Regions from separate parts of the Mus musculus genome. Here regions 2 and 3 are each linked to region 1. Evidence: chromatin loops called from intact Hi-C (ENCODE). Cell type or tissue: left cerebral cortex. All regions are shown on one strand.

Region 1 (5,000 bases):
GGTTATTTAGGAAGACTGGTTCCATAGATTAGCAAAAAGATCACCAGTTTGTTAGACCTCATTCATGTAAAACTTCCTGGTAAAAAGAAAGACATCAGTCATTTTTCTATTCTTGAAGGAAATAAGCCCTTGTATTTAACAGCTAGCTACCCTTTCCAGCATTTAACAATCCTTCCTTATTCTAGTTAGGCAAGTGTGATCATCTTATGAATGGTCCTTCTTTTTCATTTACCTGATTGCTTTTGATAAGCAGGTAATAAACTGTACAAGTGAACTGTGTCAGTTTGCCCATTCTGTCAGGCAGACCTGACTTTAGTGTAGACCATCCCTGGACAATGGTCTCTTGGTAAAATCGAGGGTCATAGCCATCTCCACAATAAAGGTCATTTCTCACTAATAAGTGACCTGTGAGATGATGTGAAGTCATTATTCCATTTCTGGTATATGTTTTACCTGAAGCTGAAATGACTGTAAATGATTCTATATTAAATCAATTATATACTGACTATTTATAAAACATTAGTGGATTTTCTTCCTTGAAACAATTTTTCTCTGTGTAGACTTAGCTATACTGAAATCACTCTGTAGGTCATGCTGGCCTTGAATTCACAAAATCTGCCTGCCTTTGTTTCCCACGTGCTGGGATTAAAGGTATGTATGACCACGCTCAGGCCAAAAGTTCAGTGGAATTTTAAGCAAGCAATATTTTAAAAAATAATTCTTACTTGTTATCAAAGGACTGTTTGTCTTGATGGCGTCATATACACATTAGGATGGCTTTAGGAAGAATAAATTATTTTCTTATTACTATATGCTGTGGTTTTGTGGTTTAAATATGAAGTGTGCTCTATCTGTTTGTCAGATCCCAAGATGGTGTCACATATAGAAAATTGGGGTACCTTTAGAAGGTGGGTCCTAGCAGGAAGAGATCTCTAATTGGGCTGCAGTGGAGGAGTTGAAGTCTACAACTTGGCAACTTGTAGCCTGAGTTTTCTCTGCTTTCTGCTTTTATCTATTTACCAAACATGCCCCTACTGCATAGACACACTTTCCCCACCATGGCTGATTCAAATACCCTGAACTGTGAGCCAAAATAAACTCACCTTTATTAGCTGTAAAAATTTTGGCTACTCAAAGGAAAACAAACAAACAAACACCAAAACAAACAAACAAACAGCCCTGTGCAAACCAGATTTTAATACCATCTGTTTGCAACGTACAAAATAGAAGTGAAGTTGTGAACACATTTTAATCCTTCCAGAGGACTTTTGTTGAAAGTTGATGATGAGAATTTATCTTCTGTCCCTAAGAAGGATCAGTTATTGCGAAGTATAATGAGTAAGACAGCCAACCATCCTGTGCCTATCCTGTGGTTGCATAGCTTGGTTTTCTGAGAACACACAATCAAAGGCCACTAAGGGTTTGTGGAAGGGAGGAAAGTTGTAGGCTGCTGAGCAGAATGAATGCAGTTTTAGGTCATTGGAATGGCTCTTTCTGAAGGGAACCATTTCAACTGAGATGCAAAGGGTATGTGCACATTCAAAAGGAGGAGGCAAGAAGATGAAATCAGCTTCAGATAAAGAAAGCTACTCGGGGCGTTCGGCAAGAGGGTGGAGCATGTTAATCACTGAAAAAAGTTCAGGGAAGCAGGTATCTGAAACATAAGACAATTAATATGACTTCAGATGAGGCCAGACATGTCATGTTTGGTCTTGGAATACCTTGGGCAATTATCTGTGTGGTTATTTGCTTAGTAAATAGAGTAGAGAGAGTTAAGGGAATTGGCAAAAAAGAACCCTTGGCTATTGCTTTTATTAGGGTGGGGTGTCTAGGAATTAAACCCTGGGCTTGGATGTATGCTAGACAAATTCTCTACCAGTGAGCTGTACACACACCCTCCTTCAGATTTACATCAGAGCAGAAGCAGAGAGAGGAGGATATATACCTAAGGAAGAGATTTTATGGCTTGGGTTTTAAAATGAGAAGGGCTCAGAGGTGGCATCCAGGTTCATTGCCTTGGCCACTTGGTGAGGGAGAAGTTGTGTTCACATTGAGTGTGAATTTCCAGGAGACATGCATCTAGACCTAAACCACTGACAGTTACTGCATGGGTCCTGAGCTTGTGACCAAACTCTGAGCCATAGAAAGAGGTCTCAGTGAAGAATTGTGGGTTTTCACTACCTAATCAGTGATTCCTGAGCTCAAGGTAAGTGGTTCTGGGTCACTTCTTATGGCCAAAAACTTAGAAGCGATCATTTATGTTTCTTACAGCAGGAATCCCAGCCCCTGTGTACTTTGGTGTTTTGATTGACACTTCATGCCTCAAATGGGGATTTAAGAAATGTGGAAGCAGAGGCTCCTGCAGGCTGTATGACTCCCACGCTTTCAGGTACAGTGCCAAGCACACTCATGTAGCTCTGTGCTCCTACAGCTCATTTTCTGCCACATCCTGAAGCTTAAAATTCCCTGTGTACTTTCCATGTTTATGAGGTAAATCAACCAAAAAACTGTGAACAATTCTATTTTACATGAAAAAATATTGCCAAGTGTTGACATTGAATTTCATTTTGAATTCATCATTATTTTATTTTGTTCTGACTTTTTAAAGTTAGCACAGTTAGCAATGCGTTTCATGAATGTATTTTATTATGGCACTTTCACATATATGTATCATTATACTTTGAATTTCTCCCTGCCCCAAGTAATCATTTTTTAAAAATGATGAAAATGAGCAGGAAAAAATGGCTCACACCTGTAATCCCAGAATTCAGGGGACTAAAAGAGAATTAGTTAATGCTTAATTGAAGTCAGCCTCGGCTATATAATATGTTCTAGGCTAAACTGAGGCTGCAGAGTGAGCAACCCTGGCTCATAACACACACACACACACACACACACACACACACACACACACACACGAGCATACATATATAATAAATGATTTTTAAAAAATCCTAGAATACAGGTTTGAAAATGTGTGCACACAAATGGCAAAATATTTCCTGAAACTCAGATGCATTTAAATTTAGGTCACATTCTGGGTTTATTTAATTCTATTCTTTTTTAAACTGAGCCAAACTGTACCATTTGCGTCAGCGCTAATCCCCTGGGCAAGATCTGGATTTGGCTCTCAATCCATCCGGCTCTTATTGCCAAGCTGATGTTCAATTATCCCAGTACTTGAAATGCACAAAAGTAAAAAGCTTTCTCTGTGTGGGTGAGCGTGTCTGAGGTGGAGAGCACGGTTTTCTCACTACGGTATCATTCAGTTCCGTTCATCAAACCTTTATCTCCCCACTGCTTAAAGCCATACTCCAGTGGCTTAAAAGCAGGACTTCTTTTATTCAAAGACTTACACGCTGAATACTTTGTTTCAGAGGGGGAAAAAAAAAAACCTCCAAAAACCAAAAGAAAAAAAAAAATCCGAGAGTCTTGAGCCTGTAAGTTGCATGTGAATTAGGCAGACCATCTCAAATAAGATCGATTTAATAGGCTTTGATATTATGTGTGAAGGATGTTTGGTCCAAGGCCAGGGCCAGTTCTGGGAGTGACATTTGGTTTCTGCTCTCATTTGGTAAGGCTAAGTGCTCACTGCAGTGTGGACATTGTGTGATGCAGAGACCGTATGTAAGAGGGGAAGCTGAACACTAAGTTCTTTATCAGGCCTTTCTGTCCCACTAACAACCCTGACCCCTTCTTTGAATTGCTTACCACAGCTTTTCCTTGGAGTGTATTGAAGAAATATTTGAGACAGGGTCACCACATGACTTAGTCAAACCTTGACACCTTTGAAAGTGAAAGAGGCTCTTTTAAAATTATTACTTGGGACAGCAATGGGCTAAATAGGACTGCCTCAGCAAGCAGGAAGATGGCTATCCAACTTCAGGGAATCTTTAAAGAGGAAGTGGGAACTATTATATCATTTGCAGTAACCAGGAATGACAATACAACTAAGAAGTTGCCTCTGCTGGCAGGAGGTCACCAGCATTCATAGCCACCAGGCCATTAAGTCTGTGTCTCTCAGCAATCAACCTCACACTGTTAGAACCTTCATGTTTTGTTTTGCTTTGCTTTCAAGTTGAGTGGCTGCAATAATTATAACCGAGACTCTCTCCTCTTTTAGACACATATACCTGGGATTAACCACGCTCCTGGGCACGGTGTCTGTCTTCCTAAGCATGGCTGTACTTTTTGTTTTAAAGAAAAAATATGTCTCGAAACACAGCAGCTTAATAACCACAAGAGAAAAAATAGGGATGTCTTCAAGCATCAAAAAGGAGACATGCGCTGCAAGGGATCGTGGATTGCAGCCCAAGTACTGGCCAGGCAAGGAGACACGACTTTAAAAAAAAATCATGGAAACAAACAAATATGGGGTCATTTTATCCAATACATGTAAATGAATAAAAGCATAATCAAAAGGGCTTCAATGTGCAATTCCTTTCTGCTTCCAAAGGTATGCCTGCTTTGCTTTTGACTCTAAGCATAACATGACAAACCTCTAAGGATGTAATTAAATTTATTTTAAAACTTTTAAACTTGTACATTCCTTTTAATTATTTTCTTATTTCTGCTTCATGCTATATTGTCTCCATTGATATGTGATATGTGTTCCTGGGGATGGCTGTCTATTATGTTTGATTATGACATGTCATCTGTACATTGTGTCACTTGACCAGAATCTACTTTGAGTATTTCCTAAGGAGATCTTTCAGATTTAGCTCCTCCTTGAACTGATACAGAAAAAAAACATTCATGATGGGGTTGTCTTCTGAGACAATTTCTGTTCATTAGTTTACATATAATAAGATGTAATTTTATAATTTACATAAATTCATTGTGATTTTGGAAGTATCCATGGTTACACTGCAATTCATGTCACCATGTCACCATACTTTATTGCTTACGAATTCAGTGAATCAAAATATTTTTAAACAAACACTTCCCAAATTTCCATGAATTAGGTAACTCTGTACTTAGACATAAATTGTATTCACAAA
Region 2 (5,000 bases), 800 kb before region 1:
TTCTAGCAGACCTCAGCATCTTGGTCCCCATTGTTCATAGCACCACATTTGCTAATATCTGTTCAAGAGGGTATTGTGGGTTTTTAGACTCAGTATAAAAAGTTTTTTAATGGAGAACCTAGGAGCTATTTCCTATCTGTAGAACAACAAGTGAATGACCTCAAGTTTAGAACTGCCTGTGTGCCCAGAGTGCCCTGAAAAAATAGGAAGTGATATATGTGGGCAGTATTTTAACCTGAGATACAACACAAATCTGAACTAGCCCTAGGTCTGAGTGCCTTTTACCATAGATGACTTGTGGTGTCTCCAGGACAGAGTGGCTTGCTTACAGGGCCTCTTGCCCTCCACATTGATTGTTGTGAGTAACTTGGTGGAAACTCGTGATTGGTGGTTCTCTGCACTCTGGTGGCTGTGGGACAGCGTCACAGCCTTGCTGTTAGTATTTTGGCACACAAAGTGGCTAACCTACTGTATAACTTACTTGTTTGTATTCACATTCGCACATAAGCAACAACGGTCAATGTCATCTTTGAGCAGAAGACCGGGGAGAGCTCTGCTTTCTTCTACACATTCTTTGCCTCTGCTGATGTCTGAGCTCACTTAGAACACATCAGCTATCTGACTTACGATTTCAATGGTTGACTTTTCCATATAATTCTGCAGAATTATCTCCTGAGAAAATAATACCTTTGAGGCCAAGACTCAGCAAGCTGTCATAATATTTTCATTGTCTTACTAGGCAAAGAGTCAGCAAGCTCTCCAAGGATGGTGCTGCTGTTTCCTGGCTTCTTGGCAATACTGAAACTCATCTCTCTGGAGCAGTTATGTTTCTCTAGGTACACACTCTCTACAAACTGGACTTTATGTGACCTTTTGCATAAATAGCAGTGATATTACATCTGGGTGTGATGTGCCTATCTATAATCCCAGCACTTGAGAGTGTGAGGCAGGAGGATGGCTGTGAGTTCAAAGACACTGTGGGCTACAGACTGAGTCCTTGGTGAGCCAGGACTGTAGAGTGAGACCCCCTTCCAAGAAACCACAACAGAGGACCATAAGAGATTGCTCAGTGGTCACAACACAAGCTGCATAGGTCTAACAACCCGAGTTCATCCCCAGAACCCAAGGTGGAAGGAAGGACAGACCGGCTCTGTAAGTCTGTCCTCTGACCTCCAGATGTGGAGTGTGGGATATAGACACCTTTACACATGCAAACGTAAACTGCTAATAAATAAAGTATAGGAAAAAGAAACAAGATTGTATAAGATTATTCCACTTGTCTCCCACACCTCCGTAGGATCATGCTGAGCAACATTCTGCCAGTGGAGTGAGTTGTCCTGGAATTGCCTCAGATTTAATTGACTAAGAAAGTAAATTAAAAAAAAAAATCTGCTTTTTTGTGATACGTTTTCTGGGCAAATCCAGAGACAGGGAGATTGCCCTTAAAAGGGAGTTTTGTATGAAGGAGTTTTTTCGGGGGAGTAGGAAACTCAAAGTGTTCCTGGTGGCTGAAATGGTGATGTCACAGGACTCCTGTGAAGTCTCACAGGAAATGGTTTCGGCTGGACTTAACTCTGCTGGTTGGAGTCCGATTAGGGCGGAGAATTATGCTTGAATCTGGGGTTGGACTTTTCATCCAAGTTCTTTCTTTTTCTTTGTTTTTAAATTCACCAACTGATCCCTGTTGGTGGAGTTGCCGCTCAGGTTGCAACTGTTAAACTAAGGAAATTTGATAATTGACACTATGTTTAGAATACAAACGCCCCACATCTGCCAGCATCTGCCTGTGTGTATGCGCAGACGAAGACTGGGTCAGTGATGTCAGTGGAGTGTCTTTCTCAGTTGCTGTCTACTTTATTATCAGAGGCAGGGTTTCTTCCAAAACTAGAGCTCTCTTTAACTAGGCTGTTTGGCCAATGAGCTCCATGCATTTGCCTGTCTCTGCCTCCCCACTGCTTGAATTACATGTCTACTCTGCCATACCAAGACTTTTGTAGGTGCTGGAGACCCAAGCTCAGGCCATCATGTTGGCCCAACAAGTATTTTACACAGTGAATCATCTCCATTGTCCTTAGCTTCTTAAGGAACACTTAGAGAAAATACCTTTGGCTTTTGACACCTTCACTGTTGTGGTGTGTTGTGGATAGTCCTGGTGCTGTTTGTATTTTGATGCTAATTCTGCTTCCCCAGGAGGGGCTGCGGATGATGGTTGTATCACCAGTGACTTCTTGTAAACCTGCTCCCCACCTGGTAAAATAAAGGCTAGGGCCGGTGACTGGGCAGTGGAAGGGAAGGTGGAGCTGAAAAGTTTGGTGGAGAAGGAGGAGAGGAGAGAGAGAGAGGACAAGGAGGAGAGAGAAGGAAGGAAAACGGAGGAAGAGGAAGATGCTCTAGATTCAGTGTGGCGTTAAATAGCCACAGGTAGCCATGAATATATCATAAAAGGATAGAATAATTGGGATAACTTGTCTAATCTAGGTGGGCAGCTTGTATCATTATCAGTTGGCTCTGAAATTGCTGTGTGGGCATCTTGTGAATTGAGAATTTACTGATATATAAATCTGACTGACTAATTCTAAGCTTCTAGAGTTTTGATTTACTGGGCTAAGGGGATTTGTGACAACTAGCCGCAGGGGGTGGATGGCTGAGAAGGTACAGGCAGCTCTGAGGCAGATAAACCAGAGCTGGGAAGACTGCATCATGGCTAGGCTAGAGGTGGAGAGACATGGGCAGAGTAGCTGGGTATAGTGTGGGATGGTGCATTTTAAAATATTTCCTGCAACAGTAGTGTGAAGAACAAATACATCTTTAGAGTAATGTTTTGTGTGTTTTTAGCATTTAGACAAGAGACTTTTTCCACTTAAACTGGACGTCAAGTGACTGAAATCTTCAAAGTCTTCATCAAAACGGTATAGACTCAAATTTTGGAAGTTACTAGAAATTTCACAATGAGAAGATGCTATTAGAGCACCTAGCCAGAAGGTGGCGATCTTACCTTTGTGCTCATAGAAAACAGTGTGTCCGTGACGAGTTCGCAAGGGTTCAGAAACCTCTGAGGACTGTATTTCCCTATTTGTATTCAGATACAGTTTTATAGCAAAACAACATGTTTTTTTTTTCTCTTAGTGAGAACGTGGATAAATGGACAGAACCATTCTATAGACAATTTCTTCAATGATGTGTTCATATGTGAAATGGTTACGATCCGTATGGATGAGAAAATGCTCTCCTAGCAAATGTGAATTCTAAATCGTATCAGTCTTTTCTCCTTCGTTTATGATCTGTGCGTCTTAACCTGATAAACGCAGCTGCGCGGACAATAGAACAGAAACAATGTCCCTTCCTTTCTTTGTTCTTAGAGATTCACCATTATCTCAGAATCAAAATCTGGAACCTTCGTGATCTGGCTGAAGTCAGGAAGTTTCAGGCAAGGAAATCAAGGAAGATCTTCGGGCTTTAAACCACGGTCGAAGCTGATATCTAACCTGCAATCACTGAAAAGTAGACAATACAATCCACCCTCTTCAGCAGGAAGCAGTTACACCCTTCTAAGCCCCATGACCCTTCTGTCATTCTTGCCGCTGACCTGGAAGGTGAGAAAGCTTTGACTTCTGTAGAGACATCATAATGTTTTGTCTATTTTTGGTTTACTTCATAAGCTCTATATACAAAAAAGCTAATTGGTCTAGCAATGACTCACGGTGCCCAAATTAGGCAAAAAGTTGTAATAAAGATATTTTCTCTTAGAAATTGGTCATTGAAGGAGGGGTATGTACAACTTTAATTTGATTTAATTTAATCAAAACGAACATACATTGCAGGTGTAAAATGTCAAAGTGCTGAGCTAGCTAAGTAAAACTGGGTTTCCATGTTGTCAGCTCTTTTGCTCTAGACATTGTGTGGTCAGGGAACTCGGAGAAGAATGGGGGTGGGGGAGGGGCTAGAACAGGATGTCACCACAGAGAATACGGGAACTAGAATAGGATGTCTATTTAGCTTAAAGCAAGGGGATTATAAGAAGCCCTTTTGGCTACAGTCAAAGAATTGCAAGGTTTTCGGTATGGCAGGTGAAAACAAAGGCGTCTAATTTCTTCACTGTTAAGATCAAATGGAAGGGATGCTTGCATTTGCCTGGTTAGCAGAGTATTCAAAATCAAGCCGTTTCTATCAGGACAACTTCTTTGCCTCTCTCAGAGGGAAGGAAATGAACCAGAACTGGAAAAGAGCCTCTGTTCTCCCTTCCAGTTGATGCCGAGAAGAGACTGGTGCTTAAGTTCGTGAGGTCCAAGTGAAGATGCCTCCTCCACCCCACTCCGGCCACCCCCACCCCTGTTTCCATTCTCTTCCTCTATAGGGCGCTGACCCAATTCCCCAGGCTGTGTAGGGACCCAGCCATTGTCACAGAAGCTCTGCTGTTTTTTAGGTGCTGCAGCTGTCTTCTCTAGCCCTCTATCATGTTCTTGAGATCACAGCCCCTAACTTCTAACCTCAGAAGCCTAGCTATCCTTACGGTCCAGTGTAGCATAACCCGATGTCTGTCTGCTTTTGTAGCCCATAACAGAGAGAGAGAGAGAGAGAGGGAGAGAGAGAGAGAGAGAGAGAGAGAGAGAGAGAGAGAGAGAGAGAGAGCCCTGCAGAGGCTGACCATGGGAGGGGGTGTGGGAGAGGGGCAGAGACAACGTGCGTTTCTCTATAAGGGCCTCGGGTGAATTTTATGTGATATTGATGTGTCCTTGAATTGCATATTTTGTGGATTTGCAGAGCCAACTGCAGAGGCTGGAGCTCCATAGAGTCATAGGAACTTCCTGTCCCCGCCCCGAACCTCGTTGGCTCCTTCCTGTTGGGGGAGCTATAGAGCACACTCAAGCTACCCCCACCCCAGTTCCCCTGTCTGTGGACCTGTGCCAGAGCGACAGAGGCTTCTGAAGAGAGATTTTTATACACTTATCCTAAAATCTCATTTTACCTTGGCTTCAAAGGGTCGGATTGCTGGAGAGATG
Region 3 (5,000 bases), 71 kb before region 1:
CAGTTCCTCAGCTGAACTTTCATCTCCAGTGATCCTGAGTTATAGCAAGCTAATAATGACAACTCACCAATACACCATTGCATCTGATAACTGGCTTTGGGCCTATCATGCAACCAGTAATCCAAGTGACTCAAGTGACTGTAAAACTAAGAGCCCATCATGCAAAGGCATGATACACTGCCCTGGATCCCTTACAACAAAACACAGTGACTAATAATACAATTGGTAAAACCTACAACCCCTGAAATGGCATTAGACTTTTGTTTAACACAGTCTCTTTTTATGGATGCCTAAGGCAGGCTAGGTGGCTGGTGAGCTTCCACAGTTTCTCCTCTCTCCACCTCCTGCTATTGATAGGAACACTGAGAATATAGATGCTGTGGTACAAAATCAGCTTCAAGTGGATGATGGATCCAAGGCACAGCAAGTGCTTACCCACTGAGCCACTCCCCAGTCTATTAGCTTTTGAATTGAATCAGGGAAAATGAAAATTTGGTTTCTCTCTGATACTCTGTTGCCAACCTATTTCTCTGATGTTTATAAAAGGAAATTATTGATTTTGGGATTCAGACCTAGAGCCTGAGATTTGAGATTCAAGAGTTATTTATTCATCTTTTAGTTTTTCTCTTTTGCTTTATTTCCAATTCAAGCAGTCAGCCTGCTGCTATGCTTATGAAGAGAAGTTTGCCCCTGGAATATAATAAAAGAGGTTTGTCAACTGAGCCTCTGATGAGAGTCTTCATGGATTGCCATTTAAACTCAAAGACATTAGTAGTGTACATACCCAGGCATGGGGAATTGAAGGATTTATTCCAAGACCATTATTTAGCAGGCTTAGCTTGCTCATCTAAGCTTGAGTGGAGAATGCTTTGTCCAAATACTGGACTAGCATGTTAACCTCCACACTGATAGGTTGTTCCCTTGCTCTTTCTGTTTTAGTCAAGTCTAGTAGAGCATCCATTGAGAGTTCTATGGATTCAGTTACACATGGCTTTCAGTAATTAACTAGCCCCCATACCCTGAAATTTAAAACATCTCTGCCACAACAATCAGATACTGTAGCTTTAAAAGTATGATCTGTTGGTGTACATGTTTGAGTGTATATGCATGTATGCATATGTATAGGAACATGTGTGTGCATGAAGGTACAGGTGCATGTGGAGGCCAGGGGTTAATGTCCACTTATAGTTTTTGAGGTAGGGTTTTCCTTGCGAACTTGAAGTTCATTTATTTGGCTAGGCTTGGTAGCCAGTGAGCTCCAGAGACCCACCCGCTTCCACCTCCCCAGATCTGTGATTGCAGAGGCATGTCACAAGATGTGTGCTCATCCTTTCACATGGATGCTGGAGATCAAGCCGAGGTCCTTGTACTGGCGCAGAAAGCACTTTACCCACTGGTCCATTTCTTGAGCTCCCAAAATTCTGACTCTGAAGCACCTTTGTGGCCTCCAAAATGATAAAAGTGGAGTGATATTAGCAGACTTAAACACTAGCCACAGAACAGAGTCATAACATTTAGTGAGGCACTTCCTCATTTTAATAAAGGAGAAAATAAGATTGACAGCCAACCATAAGCAACATGACATGGTGGTAGAATCAGCGAAGGCACCCAGGTTTCTTCATTTTTTACTCCCTTGCTTTTGAAGTCTTTGTAATTTTCATTACAGAATTCATAATGGCCGGGATGTTTACTTTGATTTAGCCTGTTCTTAGATTTCAGGGGCGGGGGTGGGGGGGTGGGGGGTGGGGGTGGGGAATATTAAATAGACACTGGTGAGTGAGTTGTGCAGTTTGCAAAACTTGGAGGTCTCCCTGGAAACAGAATAAAATGCTGCAGTGTGATGTCCAGAGGGAGGGGGCTTTTATCCCACCTCATAATTAAATCTGAAAGGTTCCTGGGGCGAGCTAAGAGGTTTCTAATGAAGTACTAAGCTGTGCTTGGAGTCTGCACCACGAAAGGCGCTTTGTTCTCCTTTCAAAAGGTTCCAGTGCTGAATAATTTGGCTCCCAGCGCTGGCTAGTTTCAGACCACCTGCAGATTCTAATCTACGCAAATTTATTTGGTACAAACTTTCTTCTACGTCACTTGGTTCAGCATAATTCCAGAGAGGTTTATTGCTAATGTTTAACAGCCATCAGAGAACAGCTGCTCTCCTGGGGCCTGCCCCTCGAAAGGGAAAAAGGGGGGAAATGGGGCTTTTGTTATCTTCTTCCCTGAAAATGTGCTCACACCGTGAGCAGTAGAGGGTTTCCTACTACTGTGATTCAAACCAACTTCTGAGTAAAAAGTCTATTCTGGGGCTAAAAAAATGGCATTTAAGGTTCTTTCGAAGTTCAGTTCCCAGCACCCACAATGCAAGCACTGTTTGTAACCCCAGTTTCAGGAAATGCAGTGCCCTCTTCTTGCTTCTGCAGGCTCTGCCCATACACGCACTCAAGTGGGCTTCCATACACACGCACATATACAAACAAGTCATTTACATTCATGACAGTTACAACAAAACTGGCGTAGAGAGCTTGGCCAGGAAAATAATTTTCCTTTACTTTTAAAAGTAAAGTATGCTCGTGTACTTTCTTTACTGAGGTAGGATATTGTGTTACTTTTCTCCCTGCCCCCATTCCTTCAAAAAGTGCTTAACAAAAATCAACTCAAGGACACCAACCTGCCAGCTTCCTCCTTTTTATTCAGTCTGGGACCCCCACCCACAGGATGGCACCATCCACAGTTAGGAGGGATTTTTCCTACCTGGAAGCTCCCTCACTGACACGCCCAGAGCTTTGCCCTTTCTGCTGATCCTAGGTCATGTCAAGTTAGCAATATTAGCCATGACGTATTTAAGTGATTGTTGTTGTTGTTTTGAGGAAGTAGCTTGTTGTCAGAGTTATTGCCTGTGCTCTGGCAGCAAGCCAGGCTAGGCCACCTTTATCAAATAAACCAATTAAAAGAACCAAATTAGGACTAGGATAGCCTAGCACATAAAAGTTCCCTACATAAGACTGATCCCAGAATCCAATATGTGAAAAGATGGTGGTGGTGAGGCTTAGCATTTATAATCTCAGCACAGAAACTAAGAAATGGGTGGTTGAGAACAGAAAATCGCCTAGAAGCTCCTGGCCTGCTAGGGCCGCACTCCTCCCTCCCTCCTTCCCTCCCTCCTTCCCTCCCTCCTTCCCTCCCTTCCTGGTAATGGAGAATGGGCCGCAACTTCTTCCTTCCTTGCATCTTTTCATGCTCTTTTCTTTCCTTAAGGCCATTTAACATTAGATTTCTAACAGCATTTTAGGAGTAAAGAATTATAGATCTAATGTGAACATTGGATATATGGTCACATCACCATTTTTCTCTCTATGATCACCTTGCAAAGGGATGGTCCCCAGGCTAGAACATTTATCTATATTATCTATATTGCAAAGGATCAGAGAACTGATTTCCAATCAGAGGCTTTCTAAAGTGAAAGTTCTGAGAGGAGGGAGACCAGGATCTGGAGGTAGGAGTTAGGGTGCGTCCCTGCGCTTACAATTCAGTCAAGCTAAGAGCAATAGTATCTTGGTTACATTTTTATTGCTGTTATAAAATACTCTGACCAAAATGACTCAGGGAGAAACGCTATTTTATCTCACAATTCCAGGTTACATCTCATCATTGTGAGAAAGTCACAGTGTCAAGATCTATAGAGAGCTGGTCACATTGCATCCAGAGCCAGGAACTAGAGAACAATGAGTCACTGCTTGCATGCTACTGCTCCACTCACTGTCTCCTCTCATATGCATTCTAAGACCCCTACCTAGGGAATAGTGCCACCCATAGTGGGTGAGGCGTCCCACCCCACCCACCGCTGCAGAAATGCCCAAAGGCCAATCTTGCAGGTGATTCAAGGTTCTTTGAAGTTGAAAATTCCCACTAACCATACTGCTGACTGTCACACATGCTACTTCTTCCCAAAAACAGCATCCTTCCTCAGTTTCTGTCTCCTGCATGTACGAAGTGTGAGCACCTTGAAAGAAAACTCTGAGGCTAATTGATCTTTGTTTAAAGTACATAAAACCATGAAAGTGCTTGCCAATTGGCCAATATTGATTGATGAATTTACCTCATGAACAAATGATAACTATAGTAAAAAAAAAAAGAATTTAAATTCTGTCTTATCACTCTGTGCCTATGTTACTGTCTCCCAGCATTTATTGAATTTAATATTTTTGTTTCTATGTGGTTCAAAAATAATTCAAAATAATTCAATCGAATTCTTCTTTTCTGCAATTTTAACAATAGATCTTATTCTTTTGTGCAAGGAATTTCTGAGTCCTCTTATCATAAAACTGGCTAAATACTCACTAGCCCTTCTACAAAGGTGTCTGTATGTGGGCCTCAAAAGATCTAGCACACTTGGCACATTCCATGGCCATTAGCAAGCTCCAAGTTCAATGGGGATGGAGGTGGAAAGTGACAGAAAAAGGCTTGTATTGTGGAGGTTCATGATATAAGGGTTAGCATTCTGAACACTGAAAGGCTTGTGATGCAAACCTCTGGTCTCTCTACAGGCACATATAGGTGTACTTATACTCCACACACCCCAAATAGTCTTAACAAAAAAAAATGCAAGTAGAACCTAGTATGGATATTACTAAATATGAAATATTATTAACATGTATCCCTCGGTAATAGCTTATTGTCATGTTCCTTCTTTCCCCCATTCTTGAAAACTGCACTAAAGCAACTGAGATAGGCAAACAGAAAGACAGACAGATAGATGTCTCTTTGACATTTAATTTCTATTTATAATATGAAAAACAATAACCTTCATATAGGTAGCTCACAAGTAGGTCTGATGATTTATATTTTTCAGGAAAGAAAAGTTTCAAAAGAAGGAGAATCTACTGCCAAATAACTCAGCACCTTCTGCAGAACCACATGATGTGGAAGAAAGTGATTGAAGAGGAACAGTGTTTATCAGGCACAGAGAACCAGTCCCTGGACCAGGTCCCTCTGCAGCATCCCTCAGA

The links. Peaks named below come from ENCODE experiments on the same cell type or tissue, not always from the same donor. Only the 100,000 strongest peaks of a DNase experiment are listed, where the experiment ranks them.
Region 2: it touches region 1 in a loop (4-fold over the local background); 10 of 42 quality-filtered maps call a loop at or near these places.
Region 3: it touches region 1 in a loop (4-fold over the local background); 15 of 42 quality-filtered maps call a loop at or near these places.

What each region holds. Positions count from the first base shown.
Region 1 is chr6:141,565,183-141,570,182 of GRCm38, forward strand. It overlaps Slco1c1 (solute carrier organic anion transporter family, member 1c1), which reads left to right. Exons shown (of 15, transcript NM_021471.3): 14 at 2,272-2,389; 15 at 4,124-4,995. The coding sequence ends at 4,346. Among named protein-coding and RNA genes, the nearest start is that of Slco1c1, 43 kb to the left of the region's middle. In left cerebral cortex, no CTCF peak of the experiment used is centred here; DNase peaks (open chromatin) are centred at 2,379 and 3,135.
Region 2 is chr6:140,763,539-140,768,538 of GRCm38, forward strand. Gm30215 (a long non-coding RNA gene) reads left to right here. Exons shown (of 10, transcript XR_003956541.1): 5 at 3,360-3,593. Among named protein-coding and RNA genes, the nearest start is that of Gm30215, 86 kb to the left of the region's middle. In left cerebral cortex, CTCF peaks have their summits at 2,980 (motif pointing right) and 4,854; a DNase peak (open chromatin) is centred at 2,997.
Region 3 is chr6:141,493,809-141,498,808 of GRCm38, forward strand. Pde3a (phosphodiesterase 3A, cGMP inhibited) reads left to right here. Exons shown (of 16, transcript NM_018779.2): 16 at 4,844-5,000. Among named protein-coding and RNA genes, the nearest start is that of Slco1c1, 28 kb to the right of the region's middle. In left cerebral cortex, no CTCF peak of the experiment used is centred here; a DNase peak (open chromatin) is centred at 1,960; H3K27ac peaks cover 829 bases.